3 separate regions of the Mus musculus genome follow, and all the other regions are linked to region 1. A link is a loop called in an ENCODE intact Hi-C map of the cell type or tissue named here. Cell type or tissue: heart. All regions are shown on one strand.

Region 1 (5,000 bases):
ACCCCTATTCACAACCTTGTGTGCAGAGCCAACCTCCCAGCAGAGCAGGAGATGACACTCAGGGAACACAGGGCCCTACTCCTACATTAGGTAGTACCCAATCCACTGGGAAAAGGATGGGTGTACACAACAGCCAAGGCCCTTCACTGAGGTTTGTTTACTGATTGTCCACCAACCTCTTACTGCACTTCAATCTTGGCTATTGGAGATTGGTTCAAATGCTTTGACTCAATCGGGAATCTGAGTGTTCAAATGCTAAAGGTTCTTGTCCCCAATCGGTTTTTGATCGATCAATAAAGATGCCAGAGGCCAGTGACTGGGCAAAGGGAGATGGAGCAGATCCTTAGAGTTTTGAGGGCTAGGACATGGCGGGTGGGTGGCGGGTAGTGGAAGAAATTGCCATGAAGCGGTGGGATACAGATGGACATAGGACTGCAGGAGATAAAGCCAACCAGCAATGTGAGATTTCTGTTAAATGGCCACTGACCACTTCCCCGATTGGCCCTGAGGTAGCAGAGGAAGGTTTAGGAGTACCCAGCCTTGGAGTAGCTAAGGCATTTTAAAGTTAACTGGCAAGCATGTGTGTGTGTGTGTGTGTGTGTGTGTGTGTGTGTGTGTCCTCCATTCACGAATCCAGATAGCTCCTAGGAGGGTGTGTGCATGCGAGCCAAAGCCATGGAGCACAAACTCACTGCTACACTTGGCTTCCCTTTACACCCAGAGAGATGGCCCCAGTCAAGACCCCTGTCCACTGAGAATGCGTATCTTGAAAAATATAAAGTTTCTAGGCTGATATAGCCTCCTACTCCAGTCCAACCCAGCCAACTCCACATTACCATTCCTGACATTCCCTCTAGCACAAGGGCCTTTGGGTCTTAACACGGCATCTGCCCGGATATGAGTTCTCTGTGCTGGTTGAACTCAGCACCCTGGACCAATGGGAAGTGTCTTCTGCATCTACTCAGCAAACAAAGTGGTGCTATGGTGTTGTGGATTTGGTTTATTGCTTATATTAATTGGGTTCCCAAATTACATGAGAATTCACACATCTGCATGCAAGGCACAGTGGGACCCTACCAATTGGCTCTAATTGGTAAATAAAGTTGCCAGGCTGCCAATGGCTGGGCAGGGAGACTGAGGTGGGACTTTAAATAAGAGTTTCTGGGCAAGGGAACCATGGGGAAAAGAGGGATTTTTAGAATCGCCATGCTGGGGAAGCAGGAGGATCAGTCTTGAGAGCTGTAGGAGAGAAAGCATACGGCCATGTAAGAGCTGAGGATGAGTGGCCCCAGGGGGCCCTCCCCAAATAGTGTCTGGGGTAGCAAAGATGGAATATAGATTTTAGTAAATGATAAATTCAGGAGTCTCAGAGGGTAGGTGTTAGCAATGTGGAAGGTTGGGAGGGGCCCAGCTGTTGGGCTGCTTAGGGCATATTAAAAATAAGGCTGCATGTGTGTGTCTTTTATTCAAGAATCCACATGGAGCCGGGGCAGTGGTGGCGCACGACTTTGATCCCAGCACTTGGGAGGCAGAGGCAGGCAGATTTCTGAGTTTGAGGCCAGTCTGGTCTACATTGAGTTCTAGAACAGCCAGAACTACACAGAGAAACCCTGTCTCAAAAAACCAAAAAAAACAAAACAAAACAAAAAAAAGAATCTACATGGGATAGTCATAAGAAGTGCTTGCCTGCTAGGGAGATTAGAGTGATTTGCATACTATCACTACACCATGGCGTTACATCATACACTCCTGCTCTAAACCTTCTGCAGTGCCCTGTGGACCACAGATCAATCCTTTCAATAACTACATACGACTTCCAGCTGCCTCTCCACGCAGTCTTTCCCTCAGTCTCATTCCTGCAGAAAATCCAATATCCGTGAGTCCAGACCAGGCTCAACTGTGACCCTAGCTGAAAAGTAGATTCCAAAGTGGATGTGGTACGATTTGTGCAATTTAGGGGTGGAATCACATAGAACAGGACTTCAAGGTCAGTTGGAGGCCAGGCAGGGATAATGCATAGGACCCTAAACTAAAAAAACAAAGTAAAAAGATTACTGGGCCACTCAGAGCCACCGGCCACAAAATGAGAGCCCCCAGACAATCTGCTGATAACTTTGGTCCCAGATGGTACAATTCACAGGCCAACATCCCTAAGTGCCCAGGAGCCACCAGACTTGGAAGCTGTTTTGCAGGCTGGGATGGATCCAAACCAGATCTGTTGGGGGTACAGATCTAGTGTGTCAGGAACTTGTATCTAAGCCGACCTTGTCTACAACTCAGCCCCAATGAGAGACCAAGGTCCCTCAGGATCTGGTGCTCACTGTGATCTTAACTCTTAAACAGTACGGCTACGAACAGGAGGAATTAACAGGGTGAGCTCCAGGGAATGTTGGACAATTGTGGGCAAGGGGCATGGGACCTTAGTTCCTGTTTTGGGGCACCCAACAACCTCAAAAGGTAAGAGGAGAACGAAGGAAGGAGAGAGTGGTGAGTAGATGGACGGAGATACTGACAGATGAACACTGGAGTCCCTGGCAGCAATTGGACCCATAGTCCAAATTCCCAGGAAGCCCTTGTTGGCTGCAACTGGCCCCGAAAGGCCTCCAGCACGTGCCAAAAAAAAAGGAGCAGGCGCCAGAATGGCCACCAGGGGGCCAGCCGACGGTTCTAAGTACCCGTCCCGTCGGTGAGTCGGTGAGGAAGCATCCGAGCTGGGTTGCAGAGGACTGGCCGAGGAAACTGGACTAGGCCACGGCGTGACAAAAGCGTGTCCAGCGGGGCCAGCAGAAGCCGCACAGGGGTTTCAGGTGGAACTAAGGTGTGGGGTGCGGCACAGGGAAGAGGCCTGGGGCGCGCGCGCGGGGGGGGGGGTCCGCGGGTGCTGCCCCTCCCCCACGGCGCAGGCCCATTCCCCTCCCCCACTAGGGGGCTAACTCGTAGGTTAGGGAGCATCCACATTTCTCTCCCCGTCGGTTTTGCTTGCGTTTGGCCCTTTGTATGAGGCTAGTTCATTGGATAGTTTCGAGGTTCACCCCGCCCAAGTTCCTGAGCTGGCCAATTGCAGAAAGTGTCACAGCGCGCTAAGTTCCGGGGATCGTCACCGTACTGCGACGATTCCCAGGATGTTTAGGCCTCAGTGATCTTTGCTCCCGGGACTCGGGCCTTGAGCCCAAGGATACCTCCAGAGCCTGTGCCCGGGAAGGTGCCCTCTGAGCATCCGGATGACCCTTGGGAATCTATGCTTCTTTTTCCTCACACGACTCTCTGATGTGTCCTCGAGTGGACGCGCTCATCCCGAAGAGGAGTTTGCAGACGCTCCCTCGAGCCTAGGACGCGGCCCCTTTAAGAGTGCGGCCGTTCAGGGCACCGCCTGCTTGGACAGGCGCCCTGGGCTCGGGCTCCTTAGGCGGTCGCGGGCAACGAGGGCGCGGCAGCCGCGTGCGGGCTGCGGGAAGCTCGTGTTTAAGTAGACGCGTAGGCCACCGGACGGGAGGGACGGTAAGCTGAGCAGGCGTGTGGCGGGCAGCCCAGCTCAGGCCCCGCCCCGCCCGCTGGGGTCCTGCGCTCCGTGCTGCGCGCGGCGGGCGCGGAGGGAAGTCCCGAGACAAAGGAGCGCCGCCGCCTCTGCCGCCGCGACGGTCCGGGCCGCGGTCGCCCAGGTGAGCCGCCACCGGCCTGCGCACGCACTCCCATCTTCGCCCGGACTCGCCGCCGTTCCCAGTGAGCTTCCGGGAGGCGCCGAGCGGAGCCACGGCGGCCTCCTCTCGCTCGCGGCCTCCGAGTCTCGGCCTTCGGGGCACTAGGGCCCAGCCGCTGTGCCACGGGAGAATACAGGGTTGGGAGCACGGCCCACTGCCCCCCTACTCTTGGCGAACTGAGTTCCGCCGACCCCGCAACAGATAATCTGAGCTTCCCAGTAGCTCCCAGACGCGTTCTGGGCGGTGCTGGGCTCCGTAGTTAGGCGAGTGAGAGTGCGGAAGGCCGTGAGTACTGGGCCGTGTCGGGGCCTGTAAGCACCCGGAGTCACATCAGAAGGCTTCGTTCGTTACCGAGACGCTAGGCTTGTAGCTTGGGTTTTTGTGGGGGAGTCTTGTGTATATTCTCTGCCCCACCTTCCTTTATTCTTAAGGAACTGTTGTTTTAGTGGATGAGTTAGTTACCTGCCTGCATAGCAGAAAACGGGCGTCGAAGGGGAGTTTGTTTTCTTTCTAAAGGTATTCAGGCTGTGAGTGATCGCAGTCCTGCCCTCCTCTGGCTGTCTCTGCCACTGGAAACTTAACAAACAGCGTGGTATACTTACTGAAGGATCCTTAGGGCCTACAGTGTGCATTCGAGTAAAAGAGGCCGCTTCGCCCTATCCAAGCCAGCCGTAGTGCCTGGTACCCATGTTCCCTCTGCCGAGGTGGGCGGAGATAAGCAACCTTGCACAGGCTCTCTGACCGGTAAGTAGCTCTGAAGTAGGTGGTGTCGCCAGACAAATACTGTACACTGTAGGAAGCCTGGAGTCATAAGACCCATCCCTGTATGTCCTTCCTGTCTCTAGTAGTGGGGAGGGGAATGGTTTTTTGGTTTGGTTTGGTTTAGTTTGGTCATTGCATCACAAAACTTTTAGCTCGTGAAGTGACTGTTTGCCTGGGAAGGCAAGTTGTGTTTAAGTGGCTTTTGGAGTGCTTGCGGGAGCAGCAGCACTGCCCCCCAAGTTTCTGCCTAGATCATTGCCAGGGTGCTCCTAGGGTTCCTTTTCCTCGACCGTGGGGCAAAAGGCCTTTAAGAGTTCTGATAAGAGCCACCTCTCACTTCTCCCTGTTTTTGAGACAGGATCTCTTGTAGCCAAGGCTAACCTTGAACTCTTGGTGATTCCCTGGTTCTGTCTCCTTAACACTGAGTGTCCAGGCAAGAGCAGTTGAGCTAGCTTCTCGGTTCTTCTCACTTAGGATAGCTGCAGTTGGATGCTAGGACAGAGTTCTCTGGGCACACAACTTTATCCTGAAGTCAGTTAC
Region 2 (5,000 bases), 140 kb after region 1:
CAAACTGCCTCTGTGTTTGTTTCTGTTTGTCACCACCGAATCCTTACCCACCTAGCTTTGAGGACCCTCATTCCAGAGACCCCCATAACCGACTTGGGTGGACCGTGGCACCCTGAAGTGCCAAATTAGGAAAGACTGGGGTTCCTCCGAGGAGGAGACTAGGACAGCACATGGGCGTGGCATTAACTAGCCGCAGGTTGCTTTAGGCAATAGTATTTTAGGAAGATTAAGTTTGCCTTAGTATCGGTGTTACATCAACAAAGTTGTTCTTAGATGTATCCTGAATTATGTAGGGGCAAGGATTGGGATTTGATACTACAACTTCAGGGACCCGAGAGTGACTGTAATCATGGGTGGCACTCTACAGAGAAAGAACGATGTTACAAAGTTTACTTCTGAGCAGTGTCATGGCAGTTGCATTACAGAGGATGGTAGAAGGAAGCAAGGAAGAAAGTGTCCACTTAATGAAGGAAATAGGTATATAATGTGAAAGCTACATTTAACAGAGAAATATCAGAGAGGGCTGGGGTTAATATGTACGACATAGAAAGATTCTATAAAAATAGTTAAAATACAATTCAGGACATCAGTGGTGACAAAGATCATATGTAAGAGAGTTAACAAGGGTTCTAGGATATATATGTACATTCATCTATATATGTGTACATATATATATCCTAGATTTTATATATATATATATGCATATACATGTATATAATATTACCTTGAAACTTTTTTATTTGAAAATTTTCAAATCAGAAAGTTTTAAGTTCATCTTAACCTCTAAGGGTGAGAGGATTATAGGAAATGTCCTTCCTTTCATACAATTCAAAGTAAAACCAAAACTAAACACAGAATAAGAGGAAGAAAGTTAAATGGTGTTCTGAATTTTCCCATGATTATCCTGTGACTCTCTCTCTGTGTGTGTGTGTGTGTGTGTGTGTGTGTGTGTGTGTGCTGTTTCCTCTTTGACACACCTTAGTTTTGTCATTTTACAAGACAGTGATAAGGATGTCATGAACCTCTTTTGTATTGCTGGGCTTTGAGGTTGGGAAATGAAGCTGGCTTGTCCAACTAAGGTCATTAGTATTCCATGGGGCTTGAACTTAGATCCCTTCAAAACTTTGATCAGAAACTGGGCAGTGGTGGTACATGTCTTTAGTCCCAGCACTTGGGAGGCAGAGGCAGGTGGATTTCTGAGTTCAAGGCCAGTCTGGTCTACAAAGTGAGTTCCAGAACAGCCAGGGCTACACAGAGAAACCCTGTCTCACACCCCCCCCACACACACATACAAACTTTGATCACAATTTCTTTAAGACTAGGACATTTAAGTTGTCAGTTGAGCTAAATGCACAGGCTTGGGCCTTTCTGGATGATAGAGTTTGGGGGGAAAAAGGATTGGCAGAAGAATAAGCAGAGTAGAGATGTGGCATAGCAGGATATGTAGGAGGAGTTATAATGGAGAGAGTCATCCTAGGGTCATGCCTGGGGGCATAGATCTCTCCATAACCCTTGCTGACAAAGTGGTACAATTCCCACAGCTCCCAAAAGACCAGGGCCTTCAACTTATTGTTCTCTTTTTATTGACTTTTGTCTATTAGGGATTAAACTCGGGGTCTTACACATGTCAGCCAAATGCTCTATTGTTGAACCTTGTAAGTCTTTGTAAGAAGAGAAATGAACAGGGGTGGACAAGAAATGGACAGGGGTGGACAAATTGGTTATGGGAGGACCATTGGCTTCTTGTTAGTACTGATTCCTTGAAGGGCCAGGATTGTAACAATGTAATAGATGTGGTTAAAGAAGGAATCTAGGGGACTGGAGAGATGGCTCAGCAGTTAAGAGCACTGACTGTTCTTATGAAGGTCTTGAGTTCAAATCCTAGCAACCCTGCATGGTGGTTTACAACCATCTGTAATGACATCTGATGCCCTCTACTGGTATGTCTGAGGACAGCTACAGTGTACTTACATATACATAATAAATAAATCTTTTTTTTTTTTTTCAAAAAGAAAGAAAGAAGGAATCTAGTGGCCTTAGAAAGGGTGAGGTTCATACTTCAAAATACACAGGTGGCTTTTGATGACCCCACTGGGAGGCTGAGTCAGATGAACATATCTCCAAATCCAACCGACTTCCCATGACTGCCTGTCTAAGATTTCCGCTTGTCCTTAAGGTCCTCCCACACTGCCCCAAACACTAATGGACCACATCTAAGACCTTCTACTTGTCTGGAATGACAACTGTGCTGGAACATGTCTGCTGACGTCCCAAGCTCTGCAGTGACTGGTGTGATATCTTGGTTCCCTTAGACTGTGTTGAACATCTGAAAGCTGGGATTATAGAACCAATGCTCTGCCGAATCCTGGCTTTGAGCCTGTGTGTGTCTGGTTACTTCCAGCTGTTCTAGCCTGTCCACGAGGTTGAGAGCAAGACATTTGTAATCAAACCATTGGAGGTCCAGCTTTTCCTGCTTGCTGCTTGGGATCTTCTACAGATCAGCAATCCCAGGACCCTGCCGTCCCTCCAGCAATCACTAGATCACTAGATGGCTCTTTCCAGGAGAAGTATGTTGCTCCCCACTCTCCTTGAAGCCAGAATGAAATGAAGCAAACACTGCTTCCAGAATGTGTTAAGAGAAGCAGGAAGGGATGTTCGAGAAGGAGGGACGCTCAACTGGCTGTGCTTGAGACCAAGAGCTCAGGTTCTTAGGGAAGCAGAAGACAGCATGACTCAAGATCACAGCCATGAGGTGTCCACTGGGGTTTCCAGGTCTGACATTCTTCCTGATTGTGACTCACGAACAGGCGGCCTAGGAAGCTGATTTTAGCAGAAGGCCTAGGGCACACCAATAAATTGGAAAGATGCTGTTAAGAGACTCATTTAGAGCCTGGCATGGTGGCACACACCTTTAATCCCAGCACTTGGGAGGCAGAGGCAGGCGGATTTCTGAGTTCGAGGCCAGCCTGGTCTACAGAGTGAGTTCCAGGATAGCCAGGGCTACACAGAGAAACCCTGTCTTGAAGAAAAAAAAAAAGAAAAGAAAAGAGAGACTCACTTAGGGTAGCAGTGTAGTGGCACACACCTTTAAGCCCAGTGCTCAGGGGGCAGAGGCAGGTGGGTCTCTTGAGTTTGAGGCCAGCCTGGTCTATAGAGCGAGTCCCAGGCCAGCCATGGCTACACAGAAAAACTGTCTTGAAAAGTGAGAGAGGGGTGGGGCTGGGGATGTAGCAGTTAGGAAATGCTTGCCCAACATGCATATAGCCCTTATGGGAAACACCTGTAATCCCAGCACCAGGGAGTGGAGGAAGGAGGGTCAGGACTTTAGGGTCATCATCAGCTACACAGAGAACTCAAGCTTAGCCTGGGCTACAAAGATCCAATCAAAAAAAAAAAAGACTAATTTAGAGTGAGGTTCCCATGGCAGTGTATCTGGGTAGGGTTTTGCATAGCTGTCTGCCTCCCACTTGATGAAAGGATAGCCGAATGGAGACCCAGCCTCTATAAAACTGAAGCCTCCAGACTCAGGGTGTAGAAGGCTTTGGGGCTCCATGGTTTTATTAGCAATAGAAATGGGTCACCTCCAGTCTACTTTCTCATTTTAGATTTTTTTTTAAATGTATGTGAGTGTTTTGTCTACATGTATGTGTGTGCCTCGTACCTGTGGAGTCCAGAAAGGGCATCAAATCTTCTGAAATTGGAGTTACAGGTGGTTCTAAGTTTTCATGTTAGTGTTGGGAACCAAACCTGGGTTCTCTAGAAGAGCAGCCAATGCTCTTGACCTCCGGGCCATCTGTCCAGTGCCACTTTCTTGCTTTTGAAATGGAAAGGGATATGGTGGCAGGTGTCTATAATCCCAGCATTTGGAGAATTGAGTTGGGAGGGTAGCAAGTTGGACAGCAACCCATACTATAGAGTCATAACTCTTCCACAAACAGAGAAACAGGTGCTAGCTTCCATAGGGAGGGGGGCAGGGAAGAGGCACACGGTGAAAACTATCAGTCACTCACAGTGTTACTGTGGGGACAGACACTGAGGTCAAACAGAAAAACTAAGTGTGGAAATGGCCAAGCTGGAACACTGAGAAAGTGAATCAGAGTGCTATGATTAGGCGCGAGATAGCCAAACTGATGCCGAACATGGTGACATACACCTTTAATACCAGCACTCAGGAAGTAGAGGCAGGTGAATGTCTGAGTTCGAGACCAACCTGGTCTACAGATCGAGTTCTAGGACAGCCAGGGGTACATAGTGAAACCCTTTCTAAAAAAATTAATGAAAAGAAAACAGAAAAGATAAGCAAGCTCCCGAGATAAGGGAAAGGCCAGGGCTCTGCGTCCTCGAGCACAGGCTGGCTTCCCCACCCACGAGTCCTTGAGGAATCCTTCCTCTTGTAGACTCTTGTCTCTGATATAACTAATTACACCAGGGAGCCCCTAACAAAGCCTCCACATACAACAGGAAAGAAACCCCAAGGCACGCATTAGATAAAAAAAATTAACGAAGATTAATTAAGAGCTGTAACTAGCCGGGTGGTAGTGGCACATGCCTTTAGTCCCAGCACTTGGGAGGCAGAGCCAGGCAGGTTTCTGAGTTTGAGGCCAGCCTGGTCTACAGAGTGAGTTCCAGGGCAACCAGCGCTAGACAGAGAAACCCTGTCTTGAAAAACAAACAAACAAACAAACAAACACCAAGAGTTGTAACTATTTCTTGAGAACTAAGAGAGCTTCGTATCATTACAGCACTTGGACACCTGCAAGGTCAGATAGCAAAGCTGGTCCAGTAAGTGACAGCAAGGTCAGATAGCAAGCTGGCCAAGTGAGTGACAGCTAGCAGACAGAGAACACTAACAGTGAAGAAAGCAGCAGCTAGAAACGGACAAAGGGAGGGAATGTCAACACTCCTAACCTGATAGCAGCGCACACCCTTCGTGATCGTCCCTGGGTCAGGGACTGACCGAAGCATGCCAGCCTGCTCAGTAGCTCAGCTGTTAGCAGCTG
Region 3 (5,000 bases), 340 kb after region 1:
GAAAAATTAAATCAGTATCAAAATTCAGGCAACCTGAAAATGTTGTGGGGTGTTCACCGTGGAAGAATGCTCTGACATAGTTTTAAGCCAATAGGAAAGTCTTTATTAGCTGGCTGGTGAGTACACTGGGTGTTTAGGATCTCAAACAAGAAAGGCCTTGAGCCTTTCTCAGGATGAGCTTTTAAGGGCAAAGCCATGTTCTGGGTTGGCATGCTTCAGTTAACAAGAACAGTTAGTCAGAGGCAGAACTACAGAAGCCAAAAAGCAAAGTTAGGAATTTAGAGACTTTCTCAGAACTATCCACACTGAGGGATTGGGTCTGTTTTCATTCTTTTGGCAGGTGGTGCTATCTACATGCCGAGTTTTACAGCCTGAATTGGACTTCCATCATGGAGTGAGTTGTGCTAAGGTCTGAGGCATGTTACAAAACAATCTCTTAGAGTAGGTATTTATCTATGTGTTTGGAAAGATGAGGGAAGTATAGCCCCAGGTAATGGTGTATACTGAATGGCAGAAGCCAGGCATACCAAGTTCCAGGTCAGCCAGTGCTACACAGTAAGACTTTGCATATGAAATTGTGAGGAATGTTTTAAGTGCTCTGGACTTCAGCTACAAGAAGGACTGTGTTGGTTAAGAGTAAGATCTGGTGGCTTGCAGTTGAGAGTACTTGCTCTTAGAGGGGAGGACCTCTGTTCAGTTCTGGCCATCCATATGGCTGCTCACAACTGACCTTCTTAACTCCAATTCAGATGCCCTCTTCTGGCCTTCACAGACACCAGGAATGTGTGTGATGCACAAGTCTACATACAACCAAACACATACACATAAAATAACAAGTAACTTTTTTTTTTAAGAGGATGTGAATCTGAGCTGCCTTGGAAGGCTTTGGGGACCGGGAAAACCACGTAAGCAAGAAAGTAGTTCAAGGGCAGGAAAGATGGCTCAGTGGTTAAGAGCACTGGTTGTTCCAGAAGACCTAGGTTCAATTCCCAGCAACCACATGTTGGGTCACAACCATCTACAATGGGTTCTGATGCCCTCTTCTGGTGTGTCTGAAGAGAGCAACGGTGAATACATTAAATAAATTTAAAAAAAAAAAAAAAGAAAGAGGAAAAAAAAGCAAGTAGTTCAAAGTCAGGTTCATGGTGTCCCCAGCAAATGAACACATATAGATCGACTCGCTTTATATTTCTGTCTCAAAAGTACCGCCACACATAAGGATTTTAGAACCTGGTGTCCTGTGCAAAATGAAGCACTGCATGGAACTAAGCAACCAGCAGAGCGGGAAACAACCAGAAACAGGGCAAGCGACACATGTCGCGTGAACGTTGAGGGTGGCCAGAGTATGTATGACAAAGGTCTGAAGACAAACAGGACAGAGATAGAGAAGCATCCAGGTCACTCCAATCAGACTGAGCTACGTCCTCAAGAGCCACCAGCAACGCAGCCGGAAACGTTCCTTTAGCGTCAAGGCGCTCGGGGCGGAACTGGATGGGGCTCCACCCCCGCAGCCAGGCGGGACTTCCGGCAAGGGAGTGACGGGCGCGGCCTGGGCGGCGGCACGTCCTAAGGTAGCGGCTGCCTGAGGTGACAGCGGCCCGTGGATTCGGGCCCCGGAACGAGCCGCGCTGGCGGCGGCGGCGGTAGCCGCGATGATGGAGATCCAGATGGACGAGGGAGGAGGAGTGGTGGTGTACCAAGACGACTACTGCTCGGGCTCGGTCATGTCGGAGCGTGTGTCGGGCCTGGCGGGCTCCATCTACCGCGAGTTCGAGCGCCTCATTCACTGCTATGACGAGGAGGTGGTCAAGGAGCTCATGCCGCTGGTGGTGAACGTGCTGGAGAACCTTGACTCGGTGCTGAGCGAGAACCAGGAGCACGAGGTGGAGCTGGAGCTCCTACGCGAGGACAACGAGCAGCTGCTCACGCAATACGAGCGCGAGAAGGCGCTGCGCAAACAGGCCGAGGAGGTGCGTGGGCCCCGGCCGCCGCGGAGAGGGACGGTGAGGGACGGTGTGGGTAGCGTGGAGCAGCCAGCTCGGCTCAGCCGGCAGTATGCTGCTGATGCTGATGCTGATGCCGATGCTGCTGGGAGTGCCACTTTCTCCATCCAATTGGGACCTAGAGCACAGCCTGTGCAGAGTCCGGGAGACATGGGCCCCCATTCCTGCTGTCCTCTGACCTTGGCTGCCGCCTGCTGGCTCTGGGTTTTATTCCTTCCCGTCTTTGGAGCAAGTTGCCCTAGAATCACAAAGCCCAGAATTCTACAATTCTAGAAATAAATGCTCTTCGGTTTATGATGGGAAGTGCCTTCTTATATGAGGTTAAATTCCATTTAAGTGAAGTTGACTTGACACAGTCTTAGAGACTACTATTGAAATTAAGAGTCGATCTTGATATTTTGGCTTCTTATTAAGTTAGTGGCCCTGCATCACAGCTAGGATAAAAGCTTTGCTTATCTTGAATCATTCATACTTTCCATGGTTTGCCTTTTGATTGTCAAGATTTTGCTGTGAATGCATGGGCACCACATAACTGGCTTAATCAAGTTCTCTACATATGGGGGGATTCAAAAGCCTCAAAGGATGTGAGGAGGGCTTGGGTGACCTCAGAAACAGGGAACTGGCTCCAGAAACTGTCTGGGCTAGATCAAGGTCACACACTGACCACAGACAAAAGGACAGGCCAAGTAACAGGGTAGACCTTGGCAACAGCTTAAGCCTTACCTTCTGGGTTCATATTGCTGCCTAGTGGGGCAGTACCCTAGAAGTCTGCAGTGTTTGGTCCTTCTAGACCTGCCCTGGAGTTGTCTTGTGCCTGATACCACTCTCCATAGCCCTGACTCTCTGGGGACTTTTGATACATTGGCAAAGGACTTGGGTATTATTTCTTCCCCTTGCCTCCATACTTACATAGTCAAGATCACTAATGTGGAGAAAAAGAAGAAAATGAAGGTGTACTGTGGTAAGGCAAAGTTACATCCTTGTAAAATGGTTTCTGCTTGAGTGTTGACACTGTCCCCCGGGGAGGATGCCTCTGCCTTCCAGCTTAATAACAAGCTGGACGGAGCAGTGAGTGTACGTGGGGCTTAGGTTGTGCAGAAGACCCAGCTCTTGAAAGGAAGCTGAGCAATGCAATGAGTAAATAGATGCCAAACTGGCCCGGTGGAAGCCGGGGTTAAATGCCCATTTATGCCCTTGGAGGGACCTCCAGTGAGGGTAAAGCTGAAGGGGGACTAAACACTGTAAACAGCATCCTAGCTCCTGTGGAAAGACCTGCATGCTTATCTTCAGTTCTGTAAAAAGACTACAGTTTCCTTTTCTAAACAGGGATGGGTGATGAGATGGTGTAATAGCCCGGAGCGATGCATCACTGCATGCAGAGTTGTGCTGCAGAATTGCTGTCCCGGGCACTTTGCTTGTTTAAGCTTAGTCAGATATGGGTAATCTGAGCTGTCAGCAGCTTTCTGGGAAGACAGAATCCTAGGTTTTTAAAATTTTTAAACAGAGACAACATCGCAGCCCTTTCCTTCTTTCCTGATACCAGTATGTTTTGATACCAGGTGGTTCCCTCTCTGGGACTCAGAACCTGAGAGGAGGGGCTCAGCTGTAGTGTTGACAGAAGAAACCAGCCTGGCTATCCTGCCCCCGGGGACCACACACCTTACCCAGCCTCTCCCTCTTTCTCTCAGACCTTCAGTTGTAGCTGTTTTATAAAATGAGTGAGTTACCAAAAGTAGTGAATCAGGTTCACTACAAGTATCACTGTTGACCACTGGTTACCTAGAAAGAGAACTGTGGCAAGGTGGATTTAGAAGCGAGGGCAGTGCCCCTAATGTTTCAACTCAGACTTGGGCCTCATAATCTGTCGAGTTGTTACTGATTGGTACTGTTCTAATGTAAAGTGGTTTGTATCCCTTGGTCATTTTCCTCTGGAAGAGAAAAGGACTAGAAAGGCAGCTAACTGTACTAGCCTTTTTCCTTGCAGTAGACAAGCACTTAGATCAAGGAAAAAAGATGTTTTTTGAAAGACAGAGTATTGTCGTTATTATTGCCGTTATCTTTCTTAGCCCTAAGGATGTGGTAGAAGCACCCTTCAGGTTATCTCAAGAAACTCCAGTGGGTTCTCTGGACATTTGCTGATGCTGTGGCATTTGCTGCTACACAAACAGAATCCAAACTCAGAATTTGACCCAAGATTTATTTTTTCCTGAAAGACCCAGGATGATACCCTTTTCTCACATTTCTACTTGAAGTGGTTAGAGGCCCATTCTTCTCAACTCAAATACCCTCCTACCTTCCCAAGTGCCACTTCTATTGCTTTGTCAGGGAAAGGTTTATCAGGCTACTTCTGCCCCCCAACCCCAACTTCTAGCATCCAACCATGTACTAAAGAGATCACGAATGATCCTTATCACTCAGGAGCTCTGAAGAATTTAGTATCTTTTGGCCTGCTCCACCCAGAGTTATTCTCATTTCCCTGCTGGTACCGGCAAAGAGATTCTAGCTGGTGTGATGAGAAGGGAAGCTGGCTTTTTGTTTCTCTGCACATCTCTCCACACTGATGCTTCAGTTCCTGAGGCCCAAGGACCCCCTTTGGAGCAACCATTCTGCCCAGTGAACTTTCTGTGACAATGGGCCTGCTCTGTTTTATACTATCTAGTTCAGTAGCCGATGGGTACAGTGGCCTTTGAGCATTTTCACTGTCACCCATGAAATTGTGGAAATAGGACTTTGTTTTTCCTTTTTCTTTCTCTAGTGCTGGCAATGAAAACCAGAGCCTCAGAGCATGCTGGGCAAGTTTTCACCACTGAGCCACGATCTCAGCCTCTGCTTTTCATGTCGTTTAATACATGTGGCCAGGACAACCATGCCACATGTCTATGTGAGCATGGCTGAGTTGACTTCATATAAAAGCAGGTGACTGATATTTTTAAATTAGCATCAGGCAAGAAAGGAAAATGCTTAGAACATAGGTTTGCATTTTTCAGTGGACATTTT

Evidence for each region. Hi-C counts contacts between places; a loop is a spot of excess contacts. Peaks named below come from ENCODE experiments on the same cell type or tissue, not always from the same donor. Only the 100,000 strongest peaks of a DNase experiment are listed, where the experiment ranks them.
Region 2: a loop joins it to region 1, with 2.4 times the contacts of the local background. A loop is called at or near these places in 14 of 42 quality-filtered maps.
Region 3: it touches region 1 in a loop (3-fold over the local background); 6 of 42 quality-filtered maps call a loop at or near these places.

The regions. Positions count from the first base shown.
Region 1 is chr17:25,271,980-25,276,979 of GRCm38, reverse strand. It overlaps Ube2i (ubiquitin-conjugating enzyme E2I), which reads left to right and starts at 3,549. Exons shown (of 7, transcript NM_001177610.1): 1 at 3,549-3,659. Gm17801 (predicted gene, 17801) reads right to left here and starts at 2,856. Exons shown (of 1, transcript NR_027452.1): 1 at 1,452-2,856. In heart, a CTCF peak has its summit at 2,652 (motif pointing right); a DNase peak (open chromatin) is centred at 3,019; H3K4me3 peaks cover 2,868 bases; H3K27ac peaks cover 3,226 bases.
Region 2 is chr17:25,127,197-25,132,196 of GRCm38, reverse strand. No RefSeq gene overlaps it. Among named protein-coding and RNA genes, the nearest start is that of Clcn7, 3.7 kb to the left of the region's middle. In heart, a CTCF peak has its summit at 1,939 (motif pointing left); a DNase peak (open chromatin) is centred at 4,861; H3K27ac peaks cover 917 bases.
Region 3 is chr17:24,933,507-24,938,506 of GRCm38, reverse strand. Mapk8ip3 (mitogen-activated protein kinase 8 interacting protein 3) reads left to right here and starts at 1,530. Exons shown (of 33, transcript NM_001163449.1): 1 at 1,530-1,970. The coding sequence starts at 1,653. In heart, CTCF peaks have their summits at 1,038 (motif pointing left) and 2,190 (motif pointing left); a DNase peak (open chromatin) is centred at 1,496; H3K4me3 peaks cover 2,695 bases; H3K27ac peaks cover 2,205 bases.